3 separate regions of the Homo sapiens genome follow, and regions 1 and 3 are each linked to region 2. A link is a contact called in ENCODE Hi-C or POLR2A ChIA-PET data. All regions are on one chromosome and are shown on one strand. The core of a region is the stretch at or near the end of the contact, and the rest is flanking DNA. Distances in the headings are between cores, read along the strand shown.

Region 1 (4,541 bases), core at 288-2,787, 750 kb before region 2:
AGTGCCAGTGGCATGACCTCAGCTCACTACAACCTCTGCCTCCTGGGTTCAAGTGATTCTCCTGCCCCAGCCTCCCGAGTAGCTGGGATTACAGGTGCCCACCAGCATGCTCAGCTAATTTTTGTATTTTTTAGTAGAGATGGGGTTTCATGATGTTGGCCAGGCTGGTCTCGAACTCCTGACCTCAGGTGATCCACCCACCTCGGCTTCCCAAAGTGCTGGGATTACAGGCGTGAGCCACTGTGCCCGGCCGAAGTAAGTTTTTTTGTTTTTGTTTTTGTTTTGTTTTGAGATGGAGTCTCACTCTGTCACCCAGGCTGGAATGCAGTGGTGCCATCTCGGCTTACTGCAAGCTCCGCCTCCCGGGTTCACGCCATTCTCTTGCCTCAGCTTCCCGAGTAGCTAGCTGGGACTACAGGTGCCCACCACCACGCCAGGCTAATTTTTTGTATTTTTAGTAGAGACGGGTTTTTTTTTTTTTCTGTCACCCAGGCTGGAGTGCAAGTGGTACAATCATAACACTGCAGCTTCCAACTCCTGGGCTCAAGTGATCCTCCCACCTCAGCCTCCCAAGTAGCTGGGAGTACAGGTGCACACCACCATGCCCAGAAAACTTCTTAATTTTTTTTTTGTAGAGACGGGGTTTCGCCATGTTGCCCAGGCTGGTTTCGAACTCCTGGGCGCAAGCGCTTCTCCCACCCTGGCCTCCCAAAGTGCTAGAATTATAGGCGTGAGCCACAGGACCTGGCAGTAATAACCCATCTTCTAACCTATCTTGTGCTCTAACACAACACTCTTGATAGACGGGAAACTGAGCTCTGACACTGCACAGGGCATCACTGTGTAGAGGATCCGAGATCCAGTAATGTAAGCATGTCCCAGCATCAGCTCAGCCATTCATCCCCACGTGACCGAATTTCGCTGCACCTCGGTTTCCTCATCCTCGGGAGAGAATAGTAATATCTCCTAGGGATGTTGCCAACATTAAAGATAGCTCTAAACACCTGTATGCATATTTTCCACGAATTCATTCAACTAACCGTTTTGAGCACGTACTGTGTGCTAGGCCCTGGGGAGACAGTGGTGAGCAGCACGAACCCCATGTCCCTATCTCCAGGTGCTGTTTGGTAGAGAAGGACAAGGAAATGCAGGTAGCGTTATGATAGGGACCACGGAAGCAGAGAGGAAAAGGCCGCAGAGTTCAGGAAGGTCCGAAAGAGCAGCGGCCACCGCCGGAGCGAAAAGGCAAAGAATGAAATCCACAAACCCCCACCCCTACGGCCTTAGTCCCTTCTTTGTCTCAGCCAATCAGACGTCAGCAGTGCTGGCCGACCGACCAATCAAGAGCTGGAACAGGAGCCCTAGTCTCAGGCCCGGTTTCCGCGGGGAGGGCGGCCGGAACCAGCGCGCCCCGCCCCTGCCCCGACCACGCCCCGCCCGCCCCGGTCCGGCCCCTCCCCAGACCACGCCCCGCTGCAGCCAGCTTCGCCCGCCCAGAGCCCCGTGGCCAGCGGCCGGCCGCGGGGCCTTTTTGTCCTGAGGGCCAGAGAAAGGGAGAAGGGGGTGGGGGGACAGCCACGTGGCCGCAGGAGGATTTACAACATTTTCTTTCGCCATCGATGTTATCGCAAAATGTGTGAGAGAAGCGGCTGCGCAGCCCGGACGGGAGCGTGAGGGTGCGGGCCAGGTAAGCAGCCCCGGCGGTTTCGCCGCATACGGGACTGCGGGGCGACCGCGGGCACCAGCCACGCGCAGCGGCTCCGCGGGGTCTCGGCCGGGTCCGCGCTCTGAAGGATCTCGAGAGCCATGGATGGTGCAGGCGGGACCCTCGAGCTGCAGCATCTCCGGTGACCCGGGGTTGCCGAGGAGGTGGAGACCAGCACAGGTGGTCCGGCCCGGGCGCCTCCGAATCCGGGGGTGGTCAAGACGGATCCCCAAGGCTGAGGTCGGCAGTCCCGGGGACTCGCAGCTGTTGAGCCTGTGGAGACGCGGCCCCGTGACCGAGGCACCCTTCAGCAACCCGGGGGCAGGTGAGACCGTGTAGACTTGCGCTTGCGGTTGAACCGCGAGCAGGTGTAGACGCGGGCGGGTTCTGGACGCGGAAAGTTTGCCAGAGCGCGCTGAGCGGGCTGGCGGGGAGGAAGGGTCTGGGCGTAGGCGGAGCCGCGCCTCCGAGGGGCCAGGCGCACATCTGGGGCGGGGACGGGACCCACCTGTCGGGTCTCAGCCGCATCCCAGGGCGGAAGCTCCTTGGGCGAACTCCAAACTCCAGCCTCAGCGGCTGGAATTCGGGTGCCCCCCTTCCTCGGGAGCTGGAGAAACTGCAGCTGAGGCGGGAGAGGGATTTGGGGCGACAGAGCGAGACCAAAGGGGGCTCATTTTGAGACTTTTAGACGGGATCATCAAGCGCTCACTCTGTCCCTGGCTCCGGGGAAGCCTGGGGAGTCTCCACCTCACTTGTGAGGAAGCTGAGGGACGAAGAGGCCAATTTGGCACCCGTCCCACGCTCGTAATCAGACCCAGGGACTCAAACCCCATTTGTCCTGGCTCCTCTTCTTCCACCTCCGCCTCAGTGAGGAGAAAGGGTGCTAGCCATGGGGGTAGTGCAGGTGAGACCTGGGGCTGGGATGCAGGGAAGCCCTGGATTGAGACCTTCGGATCTGCTGGGGGTGGATCCCACTCCCTCTCTGTAGCTCCAGGTGGCCCCGCAGCACTGGGTGAGAGAATGAACGCAGGAGGGAAGCTGGTGGCAGAGTACTGGGCAGGGGGTGCTAGTGCCCACCTGCTTTGTGTCCGGGGTGCTGTGCCTGGAGCGCTTCGGGTGGGGCAGCGTATTTATGCGACACTCTCTCCTCTAGGGTAAGAAAGACACCCTACCACAGTCTCTGCCACAGGGGAAGGGCAGAAGGGTTTCCCTTGGCTGGAGGAGATACCCGCATTTCTAGGGAGGTTCTTAGGGAGGCACAGCCTCATCTCCCATCACCTTCTGTCCCTTTGCCCCCGTTCCTACTCCCACATCCTCCTGTCCTGGGATTTCCCCTACTACAAAGCCTTTTGCACATGTTGTTTATTCTTTTGATCAGCAAATAGTTACAAATAGGCAGTGTAGACCACCACAGGTGGTCCGGCACACCTACTAAGTGCCGGGCATGCGCAATTCAGCAGTGACTAAGACAGGCCCGGCCTCTGCCCTCATAGGGCTTCCAGACCAGGGCAGGGATATAGATGAACAACAGACAGTCAAGAAGGGGACCAGGGTATGGGGAGGGGAGGCGACCTTAGGAGGATATCAGAGAGGGACTCTGCAAGGATGACAGTGAGTCAGAGCAATTAACACTCCTCATCCTTTGGGCCCCAGCACAAATGTCACCTCCTCCAGGAAGCCTGCCCTGACCTCCCTGACTTGATGATTCCACTATGATGGACTCTCATAGCATGGGACCACCCCCTCCATGGACACTTTTATGCCATTAATTGGTCAATGTTTAGCTCCCCCTGTCGATTGTAAGTGCCATGAGGGCAGGACCCAAATCTTTTCTGGGTGGATGGTAGGCAAAGCAAATAAAAGATGGGTAGGATTTCCCCAGAAAAACAGGAGTGGCTCAGCAAGGTCAGGCATCCAGATGGCAGAAACTTTTCTTTCCCCTTCCCTGGCCCGAGTCCTGGGCTCCACACCCCATTTGCCGTTCACAGAAACAAAGTAAAAGAAACCAGCAGGCCTTGTGAAGGGAGAGGCCTGGCACAGCCTGACCACTGCAGTGCCAAGGCTGGCTGGCTGCAGGGAGAGTGGACCTGCCAGGGGAGGCCCAGGGCAGGCGCTAGTCCTGTTCCCTGAGCTCAGACCGACCTGTCTCCTCTTTCTTCTGTCCCATCTCTTGGAGACTTGTCTTCTTCAAGTGCTGCTCTGGGAGAAGGTGGTGGCCGACAGGGCCCCCAGAGTAGCTGGGATATAGGACCACAGTGACTGCCTGGCCTCCCCCATCCTGGTGGGCAGGGCCCTGGGCAGCACAGCTCTGACCCAGAGTCAGGTCTCTGGGCCAGCAATTGCTGCTCAGTTGACCCACGGCACATTGAAACTCTCACTTGGAAATTAGGAACCCGGCTCAGGGGGACTGATTTTTTTTTTTTTTTTTTTTTTTTTGCATGGTTTCTATACACAGTGAATCCTCCCTCCCCTGGCTCCATTGGACCCGTGTGCCTGGCACTTTTCCTGGGGCAGATGAAGCCCTCGCAGATGCCTAACAAAGCTTTTCTCCAGTCTCCCACACCCCCCACTGCCCCACTTCAGGAGCTCTGAGTGGCCGCCACGCACAGCTAGAGAGACAGTCAACTTGCTTTATTCAGGCTCTGGCGGGGACAGAATAAAAGCAGCCTCCCCACCCACCCACCTGGCCAGCAAGCCTCCTGCCTGGAATGGCTTTAAAAAAATTAATTTGCAATGATTTGCTCCCTTCTGTTCTGTGGGGATCACCAGCATTTTAAATATGTATTTAGATCAGATTCACAACTCCCAGTTAAACCTCAACTGCCTGCCCCCACCC
Region 2 (4,625 bases), core at 1,978-4,477:
GTAGAGACGGGGTTTCACCATGTTAGTCAGGATGGTCTCTATCTCCCGACCTTGTGATCCACCTGCCTCGGCCTCCCAAAGTACTGGGATTATAGAGGTGAGCCACCGCGCCCGGCCCCTATTTTATTTTTTTTGAGATAGAGTTTCACTCTGTTGCCCAGACTGGAGTGCAGTGTTGCAATCTCAGCTCACTGTAGCCTCTGCCTCCCCGGTTCAAGCAATTCTCGTGCCTCAGCCTCCCAAGCAGCTGAGACTACAAGTGCATGCCACCACAGACTCAGCTAACTTTTGTATTTTTTAGTAGAGATGGGGTTTTGCCATGTTGGCCAGGGTGGTCTCGAACTCCTGACCTCAAGTGATCTGCCCGCCTCAGCCTCCCAAAGTGTTGGGATTACAGGCGTGAGCCACCACACCCAGACAAATTACAGTATATTTATTGAGATTACAAGTGTGAGCCACCACACCCGGCCAAATTATGGTATATTTAAAATGAGCTATAGGCCACGCACAGTGGCTCACACCTGTAATTCCAGCACTTTGGGAGGCCGAGGTGGGTGAATCACCTAAGGCCAGGAGTTCAAGACCAGCCTGGCCAACATGGTGAAACACTGCCTCTACTAAAAATACAAAAATTAGCCGAGTGTGGTGGCGCACACGCCTGTCATCCCAGCTGCTTGGGAGGCTGAGATGGGAGAATAGCCTGAACTGGGGTGGCGGAGGTTGCAGTGAACCGAGATTGAGTCAGTGCACTCCAGCCTGGGCGACAGAGCAAGACTCTGTCTCAATAAATAAATAAATGTATATGCACTATCGTTACAATACAAGAAATCAGATAGGCCAGGCGCAGTGGCTCACACTTGTAATCCCAGCACTTTGGGATGCTGAGTAGGGCGGATCACAAGGTCAGGAGATCAAGACCATCCTGGCTAACACAGTGAAACCCCGTCTCTACTAAAAATACAAAAAACTGGCCGGGCGTGGTGGTGGGCGCCTATGGTCCCAGCTACTCGGGAGGCTGAGGCAGGAGAATGGCATGAACCCGGGAGGCGGAGCTTGCAGTGAGCCAAGATCGCGCCACTGCACTCCAGCCTGGGCGACAGAGCAAGACTGTCTCCAAAAAAAAAGAAAAAGAAATCAGATACAGTCTGGGCATGGAGGCTCATGACTATAAACCTAGAACTTTGGGAGGCCAAGGCTTGGGGGTATCGCTTGAGGCCAAGAGTTTGAGACCAGCCTGATCAACATAGCAAGATCCTGTCTCTACAAAAAATTAAGAAATTATTGGGAGTTGGCGGCACTTGTAGTCCCAGCTACTGAGGTAGCTGAAGCAGGAGGATCACTTGAGCCCGGGAGTTTGAGGTTACAGTGAGCTACGATGATCTCACCACTGCACTCCAGCCTGTCTCTATTAAAAAATTAAAAAATATATATATTTCATTAGGAAATAAATATTGAAAGATACTTGAAAGAAAAATACAAAAATGTCAAAATGCTGGTAGTGGTTGTGTTAGAGTGGTAGATTATAGCAAATTTTTTTCTTTTTTGTATTTCCTATGTTTCTCACTTTTTTTTTTTTCCTGAGAGAGTCTCATTCTGTCACCCAGGCTGGAATGCAGTGGCGCCATCTCGGCTCACTGCAAGCTCCACCTCCCAGGTTCGCACCATTCTCCTGCCTCAGCCTCCCGAGCAGCTGGGACTACAGGCGACCGCCACCACGCCCGGCTAATTTTTTGTATTTTTTTTTTAGTACAGACGGGGTTTCACCGTGTTAACCAGGATGGTCTTGATCTCCTGACATCGTGATCCGCCCGCCTCGGCCTCCCAAAGTGCTGGGATTACAGGCTTGAGACACCGCGCCTGGCCGTTTCTCATTTTTAATAAAAATATTCAAAATTTTTCTGCTCAGGAGTTAAATTAACCAGTATGAAGATTACATGTACCCCTATTTCTCTTCCTTTGTTTTATGTGTTACTGTGTTGCCTGCACATACACTCCCAAACGTGGAGGCTATAGTGAGGGAATCAATCACTTTCCTGTAACTGTGTTGCTTGCGTTTATTCTTTGGTTGGTGTAGTTATTGCAGGGTGGGGGCATTTTTACACTGAGGTCCTGGAATGGTAACACTACTTTCCTGGATGAGAAGGGTCTCACCTGAACCACTTAAGATGACAAAAAATACCTATGGTCATGGCCATTTATCAGGGACCAAAAGATGTCAAACTACCAGTGTCCAAAAAAAACTTAGGGCACACTAGAGTAAGATCTGCATATAAGAGCCTAGGGTAGCTCTGCGAAGTTCAAAGGAAGAAAAGAATTTCAGAATTATCTGGGAGGAGAAGGGCAGGCCATCAAACAGCAAAGTCCATCCAGCAGAGATAGGCAGGGAAGGTCTTTCTTCCACACACCGAATGGCACTACATGCTGAAGTCACTTACCACTTGCTTCAAGGTTCTCTTCTTGTTCTTCCTCTGCTTCTTCATCGCCCTCGGTTTTGTAATATGACTCCCACCCTGACATGTTGGCTACTGCTCACTAGGCGAAAGACGTTAACGTCAGTAACAGGCAAATTTAAATCGAAAAAATACCGACCTCTAGGTTCTTGTGAGATCTGTTCTAAAAGCTTGGTTAGTAGTGAGGAATGTGGACGGTAAATCCTGCTGCCTCGAAAGCTCGGCAGTCGGACTGCATGTAAATGCGCATGGGGGCCATCCCAGTAGCTGCCTCATCTCAGCTATCCCTCACGTTTCAGGGCCGGCGGCGGCCCGCGGAAGCCAGATCCCGGAGGTCCCGCCCCCGACGCCATTTAGACGGTGAGGGATTCCCGCTCCAGGATTCTATGCTGACTAACGGACCCCCTCGTCCTCAATACCGCCCAAAAACCTCCCCAAATTCCTCAATCACGCCCAATGAGATCTCAAACGCAGACAGGCCTCAAGCGCAGGCGGGCCGCAAGCGCAGGCGGGCCTCAAACGCAGGCGGGCCTCAAACGCGAGGTGCCGCCTCCTTCCCGAGGAAGGAGCGTGGTCTCGAGTCTGTCGCTGCTCCTCGGATTCGCACACTTAAGGCTAACGCTAACCCTCTAGCAAGGCTATGGGGGCGCGCGAGACCGACCGAGCGAAGCGGGACGAGGCCAGGCCTAGCTGGCGAACAACACAAATGGATAACGGCCCGCTTACCTTTGGCGCAGGGAAGCGACCAACTTGGACAGAAGACGACAATCCACGCATGCGCGGGCCCTGTACTCGGTCCCAATCAACGCCCTCTACGTCATCACGCATGTGCGCACTATATCGCGTCAGGCTGGCACGCACACTCCCCAACCAGCTTCTACCTATGTCCCTGACGAAAGCCAACCCATCAGCGAGAGCCCCGCCCCCTTCGGCAAAGCCCCGCCCCTTCCTACGTCAGGACTGTAAGCACATGCGCAAAAGTGCATCCCTGCCCCCGCCCCCTCTTCCGTGTGGGCCCTCCCTGTCCCCTCTCTGTCACCTCACAGTAGTCGTTGCCGGTAGCGGGTGTGGGGGCGCGAGCAGCGCAGGGCGGCCTCTCCCCCACCCCTCAGCCCGGGCCCGGGCTCGGTCCCCCCCTCTCCCTCCGCTTCGCACTCCCGTCGGGTACGGGAAGGTCCAAGCCGCTGCCGGGTGCCCGAGGGCCGTCGTGGCCGCCGTCGCCACGGGTCCCAATGGAGCCGCCGAATCTCTATCCGGTGAAGCTCTACGTGTACGACCTGTCCAAAGGCCTGGCCCGGCGGCTCAGCCCCATCATGCTGGGTGAGGGGGAAGGGGCCAGGTGGGCAGGAGGGCGGGAGCCAGGCCAGAGGGTGGCGGCTGGCCGAGGTGGGGAGACTTGGGCCACGACTCACGGGGAGACACATGGCCAGGAGGATGGAAGAAAAGCCGAGTGGAGAAGAGAGTGGTCTGAAGTTTGGGCCATCTGAGCCCCGCTTTAGCCTCGCAGATACCATCCTCACGTTTGAATTCAAGGGGAAGGGATGGAGGAGTCATGCCTCCACCTTGCAGGGGGCTTGGGCAGAAACCGAGCCCTCGAGAGCCCCTTCGACGAGGGTGTGGGGTAAACCAGCGCTGGATCCCGGCGGGTTCTCTGCCTCGCTCGGGTAGCCCAGTGCACTCCTGCCTCCTTGGCGCGGTGTAGGAAAGGTGAGGATGCCTGCCGCGCGGTGCCCCTCGTGGTGACAGAGACACTGCGGAGGTCGGGTGGCTCTCGGAGAACCTTGTCTCAGTGCCAAAAGGAAGCTCCCTTTGCAGTCCCAGGGATAGGTGGGATGGGGGAGATAGAGCTGCCTAGGGACCCAGCCATCGCCCCCAGGTAGGTCAAGTCAGGATAAGAGGAGCCCCGAACTCCAGAATTCACCAAGCAGTCTTCTCCCCACAGTTTCTAAGTTAATTGCTTTTGCTCAAATGGCAAGAAAGCAGTTTTGGGGGAAGTTTGGATGAGGCTGTGTGAATAAGGATTAGTAAAGAAAGTATTTCGGTTGTGCTCCATTAAACTACTTAACTGGCAGGAGAAAAACCAGCCCTCATTCAGTGACGATCACACCTTATTTCAACTTAAATACAGGAATGTCTTGTGTAACACAGGAATTGTCAGGTTTGTAATTTCGGGTA
Region 3 (4,041 bases), core at 616-3,115, 800 kb after region 2:
GACCATCCTGACCAACATGATGAAACCCCGTCTCTACTAAAAATACAAAAATTAGCTGGGCGTGGTAGCGCATGCCTGTAATCCCAGCTACTCGAGAGGCTGAGGTAGGAGAATCACTTGAACCCGGGAGGCGGAGGTTGCAGTGAGCCAAGCCTGGGCCACAAGAGTGAAACTCCATCTGAAAAAAAAAAAAAAGGTTGCAAGGCCCGGTACAGTGGCTCATGCCTGTAATACGAGCACTTTGGGTGGCTGAAGCAGGTGGATCACTTGAGCCCAGGAGTACAAGACCAGCCTGGACAACGCAGAGAAACACTGTCTCAGGTTTAAAAAAAAAAAAAAGCTGATCAAAATGTTTTTGGTATGTAAGATACAAAAACGTCAAAACAAAGTATTAACAATGTTTTCATAACTATGATGCATAATCCAGTATATTCTTGACAGCAAGCTCCCAATTTGATCAGGAGTCAATGAGAACTGAGTTCTCAAGTTTTACAGCCAACTAGTTTCTATGTTCCCATGCCAAAATAATCTTTTTTTTTTTTTTTTTAGGAGTCTCACTCTGTCCCAGGCTAGAGTGCAGTGGTGCAATCTTGGCTCACTGCAACCTTTGCTTCCTGGGTTCAAGCGATTCTCCTGCCTCAGCCTCCCTAGTAGCTGCAGTTTCAACATTGTAATTTCTACAAGGCGCGTGCCACCATGTCCGGCTAATTTTTTCTATTTTTAATAGAGACAGGGTTTTGCCATATGGGCCAGGCTTGTCTCAAACTTCTGACCTCAAGTGATCTGCCCGCTACGGCCTCCCAAAGTGCTAGGATTACAGGCCTGAGCCGCTGCGCCCAGCCCAAAATCATCTTCGCTTCACTTTTGGTCCTTCACTTTCACGTCATGATTCTATGGCGTGATGGGAATGTTCCTGGAAGCAGTATCTTCTGCAAATTTTGTGAAAACGGCCAGGTTAAACTTTGTTAGACCCCTCTCCCAGGGATTAAGTGTGATGATGGGCATAAAACACTAAGCCTGGCATGTAGTCAGCACTGAGGAGTTATCACGAGGATATTCTAAAAGGAAACATGGTAAAGACAAGTGGTGATGGTGTCTCAGGAAAGAATCCCTGAGTCCCTGAGGAGCATCCTGAAGCAGAATCTCACAGTATGACAGGTTAAAGCTGAATGTGGCTGCTTTAGTTTTGTGTAATTTTGTTAGTCACTTTGCAACATGGAAAAAAATTTTTTTCCTTCAGTATTTTATGAAGTACTACTACATAAATTGGCTTTCGTAATCCTCACAGCAGATGGGGATTGTTGGTACTAGTACATTGTCATTTCACAGAGGAAACCCAAGAGGTTAAATGACTTCCATAGTTGCCAACTAGGGGGAGGCTCCCACTCGCGTCTTGTATTTTGGGCTCCTGATGCTCAACATCTCTTCCCACCACACTCAAGGGTTTTTCTGGAGGAAGAAGTTTCCAAGTCCACAAGTGAGTTTTTTTCCTCTTGGCCAAAATGTGACTTTCAGAATAGAAAAGAGCTCAGGCGCAGAGAAACAGGGAGACTGGAGTCTCATTGAGTTTCCCCATCTTTGTCACCAGAGTAAAAGAAGGCCATTAAGACTTCTGAGATGGAGGAACTGGTCAGGGCCCGGGAACGCCAGAGAACGTCGGAGGAACCGGGAGCCGGGTACCTGGTGTCAGGCCGCCTTGCGCCTTGGAGCCCAGCCCCGCGAACACCTCGCTGTCCCGCCCCGCGCCCACAGGGGCCAATCAGCGTTCAGGGGCGTTCTTAGCCGCCCCCCCCCCCCCGCTTTCCCGCCCCGCGACCCGGAAGTGGTTCTAGGGCAGGCGGGCGGGTTTGAGAGGGCGGGGATTGCGACTCTCACACCCTGAGCTCCGGTGCTCCTTTCCTAACTCCACTGGCTGCGGCATCTGTGGGAAAAGTGTGGCTGGGTCTTCGAGGAGCCGCACCAATGGCTTCCGTGCTGTCCTACGAAAGCCTGGTCCACGCCGTGGCCGGAGCCGTGGTGAGACGGGGTCTTTACGCCCGGGCCGCAACGGGTTATAAGGCTTCTCGGGGGCCAGTCCCGGGATATGCCTGAGGGATGGGTCTGAGAGGGAGGTAGTGTGGGTTGGGGTCCACTGTCATGACTGTGGGGCAGAGAGGAATGGGCCATTGGCGGAAAGTTGTTGGAGGAATTCGGGGTAAGGGCCGAGACTCCGCCACCTCCTGGTCTCCTAGAGACTGCGGGGTAGAGAGCCGTGTTCACACGTGCCCGCTCAGGGTCCGCATCTTTGCCGTGGGAAGTTTAAGGTCAGGCTACCACCGCACACTCACACACTTTGCTTTACTGGCCCGGAGGAGAACGTAGGTGTGAAGCCGTGTTGCTTAGTCACATGCTTCCCTACAGCCTGTCTTCACGCTTGCCGCGGGCAAGTGGCAATACCTAGTAGGATAGCTCTGGGCACCGTTATTGGCAGGAGAAGATAGATCCTTTTTTTTTTTTTTTTTTTTCCGGACAGGGTCTTGCTCTGTTGCCCAAGCTGGAGTGCAGTGGCGCGATCACGACTCACTGCAGCCTCGATCTCCCGGGCTCCAGCGATCCGCCCACCTCAGCTTCCTGAGTAGCTGGGACTGCAGGTGTGAGCCACCACACCCGGCTACATTTTTAAAAAAAATTTTTGGGGTCTGGCAGTGTTGCCCAGGCTGGTCTCGAATTCCTGGCCTCAAACGATCCTCTCGATTTGGCGTCCTAAACTGCTGGCATGAGCCACTGTGCCTGGCTTTTTTTTCTTTCTTTCTAAATCAAGATCTGGGTTCCTGTCTACCACAAGTGTGGTTTGTTATGAGGTATACGCTTGATTCTTGGGCTTCTGGTGTCTAGGTTCCACTTGACACTTCCCCTCTCCCCTCTTTTCCTTAAAACTTTCCACTTTTGGCTTGGGTGACTCCTCTTGTGGTTCTTTTATCTCTTTGACTGCCTTTTCTCATATTCTTCACCAGTTGTTAGCACACACCTTTAGCTGTTAAAATCACTGTGACTTCAGAGGAACATCACTGAATCCTCTGTTTAGCCTCCAGAAACTTCACTGAGAGCTCACCTTCTCTGTAGACTAATCTGGATTTAACCCTAACTCCATCATTTGTTAGCTAGATGCCCTGTAAACCTTACTTTCTTAATCTGTAAAGTGGGGGAAGTGATACCTACCTCACAGAGTTTAGAGAATTAAGTGACACAGCATTTCATGAAAATGCCTAATTCAGGAAGCCTGGTTCATTCAGTTCAGCCAGAAGAGCCTTTCAGCCAGCATGAAGGCTGAGATGGACGCTTGCGTGACTTGCTTTAAGATGGGCATGGAGGCCTGTGTTTCCGGAGTGGAGGGAACAAAGAGGCAAATAGGTTTCAGGGGGCCAAATTGTGTGAGACTTTCACTCTGGCTAGCTGTTGAACTTGCTGATTTACCTTTAAACGTGATCACCCTGGCTGCTGTGTTGAGAGTAGAATGTAAGGGAACAGGGGACAAGCAATTATCAGGCGAGAGATGATGGTGACTTGGATCCGGGTGGTAGCAGACATGGTAGAAGTGATCATTGACCTGGAATATATTTATAAAATGAGGGTTGGTTGACTCCAAGAGTTTTTGGCTTCAGTAACTGGAGGGATGGTGGTATTTACTGGGATGGCAGAGGCTGTGAAGGAGAAGGTTTTGGGGGAAATGATAAATTTGGCTTTGGTTTTGGAGGAGTTTGAAATGCCTAAGAGTAGTCGTGAGACTAGATGAGCTCACTAGGGAAGTGTGTATGGACTGACAGAAGAATCTCAATGACTGAGTCTTGGAGCAGGCTAACCATTAAGAGGCCGAGAAAATAAGATTGCACCAGCAAAGGAGACAAACGAAGGATGGATCAGTACTGCAGGAGGGAAGCTAAGAACTAAGAGTGAAAGCCACGTGAAGAAAGTGTTTCTGGGGAAGGAAGTAGACCAGCTGGGTCAGATGCTGCTGATGGGTCAAGTAAGGTGAGGACTGAGAAATAACTGAGAATTTATCAT

Evidence for each region. A loop is a pair of places that touch in the nucleus more often than their neighbours do. ChIA-PET counts read pairs that join two places held with the same protein, here RNA polymerase II (POLR2A). Pooled maps may share reads with other maps.
Region 1: a loop to region 2 is called in a map of CD14-positive monocyte, with 5 times the contacts of the local background. The contact joins the promoter of LINC01315 here to the promoter of XRCC6 in region 2. A Hi-C loop is called at or near these places in 1 of 168 maps with a recorded cell type or tissue (CD14-positive monocyte) and 4 of 50 pooled maps. POLR2A ChIA-PET finds 5 or more read pairs at or near these places in 2 of 52 experiments (GM12878 and WTC11).
Region 3: a map of naive thymus-derived CD4-positive, alpha-beta T cell shows a loop between it and region 2 (21-fold over the local background). The contact joins the promoter of SLC25A17 here to the promoter of XRCC6 in region 2. A Hi-C loop is called at or near these places in 1 of 168 maps with a recorded cell type or tissue (naive thymus-derived CD4-positive, alpha-beta T cell) and 9 of 50 pooled maps. POLR2A ChIA-PET finds 5 or more read pairs at or near these places in 1 of 52 experiments (WTC11).

The regions. Positions count from the first base shown.
Region 1 is chr22:42,366,204-42,370,744 of GRCh38, reverse strand. LINC01315 (long intergenic non-protein coding RNA 1315) reads left to right here and starts at 1,537. Exons shown (of 2, transcript NR_120597.1): 1 at 1,537-1,687. LOC124905126 (a long non-coding RNA gene) reads right to left here and starts at 1,253. Exons shown (of 2, transcript XR_007068114.1): 1 at 1,041-1,253. RefSeq lists a silencer at 1,341-1,500 and enhancers at 1,208-1,502, 1,871-1,990, 2,283-3,217.
Region 2 is chr22:41,619,897-41,624,521 of GRCh38, reverse strand. It overlaps XRCC6 (X-ray repair cross complementing 6), which reads right to left and starts at 3,227. Exons shown (of 13, transcript NM_001469.5): 1 at 3,177-3,227; 2 at 2,436-2,532. The coding sequence starts at 2,517. It overlaps DESI1 (desumoylating isopeptidase 1), which reads left to right and starts at 3,479. Exons shown (of 6, transcript NM_015704.3): 1 at 3,479-3,770. The coding sequence starts at 3,683. RefSeq lists a silencer at 3,459-3,728 and an enhancer at 3,460-4,061.
Region 3 is chr22:40,817,170-40,821,210 of GRCh38, reverse strand. SLC25A17 (solute carrier family 25 member 17) reads left to right here and starts at 1,865. Exons shown (of 9, transcript NM_006358.4): 1 at 1,865-2,016. The coding sequence starts at 1,963. RefSeq lists an enhancer at 3,833-3,892.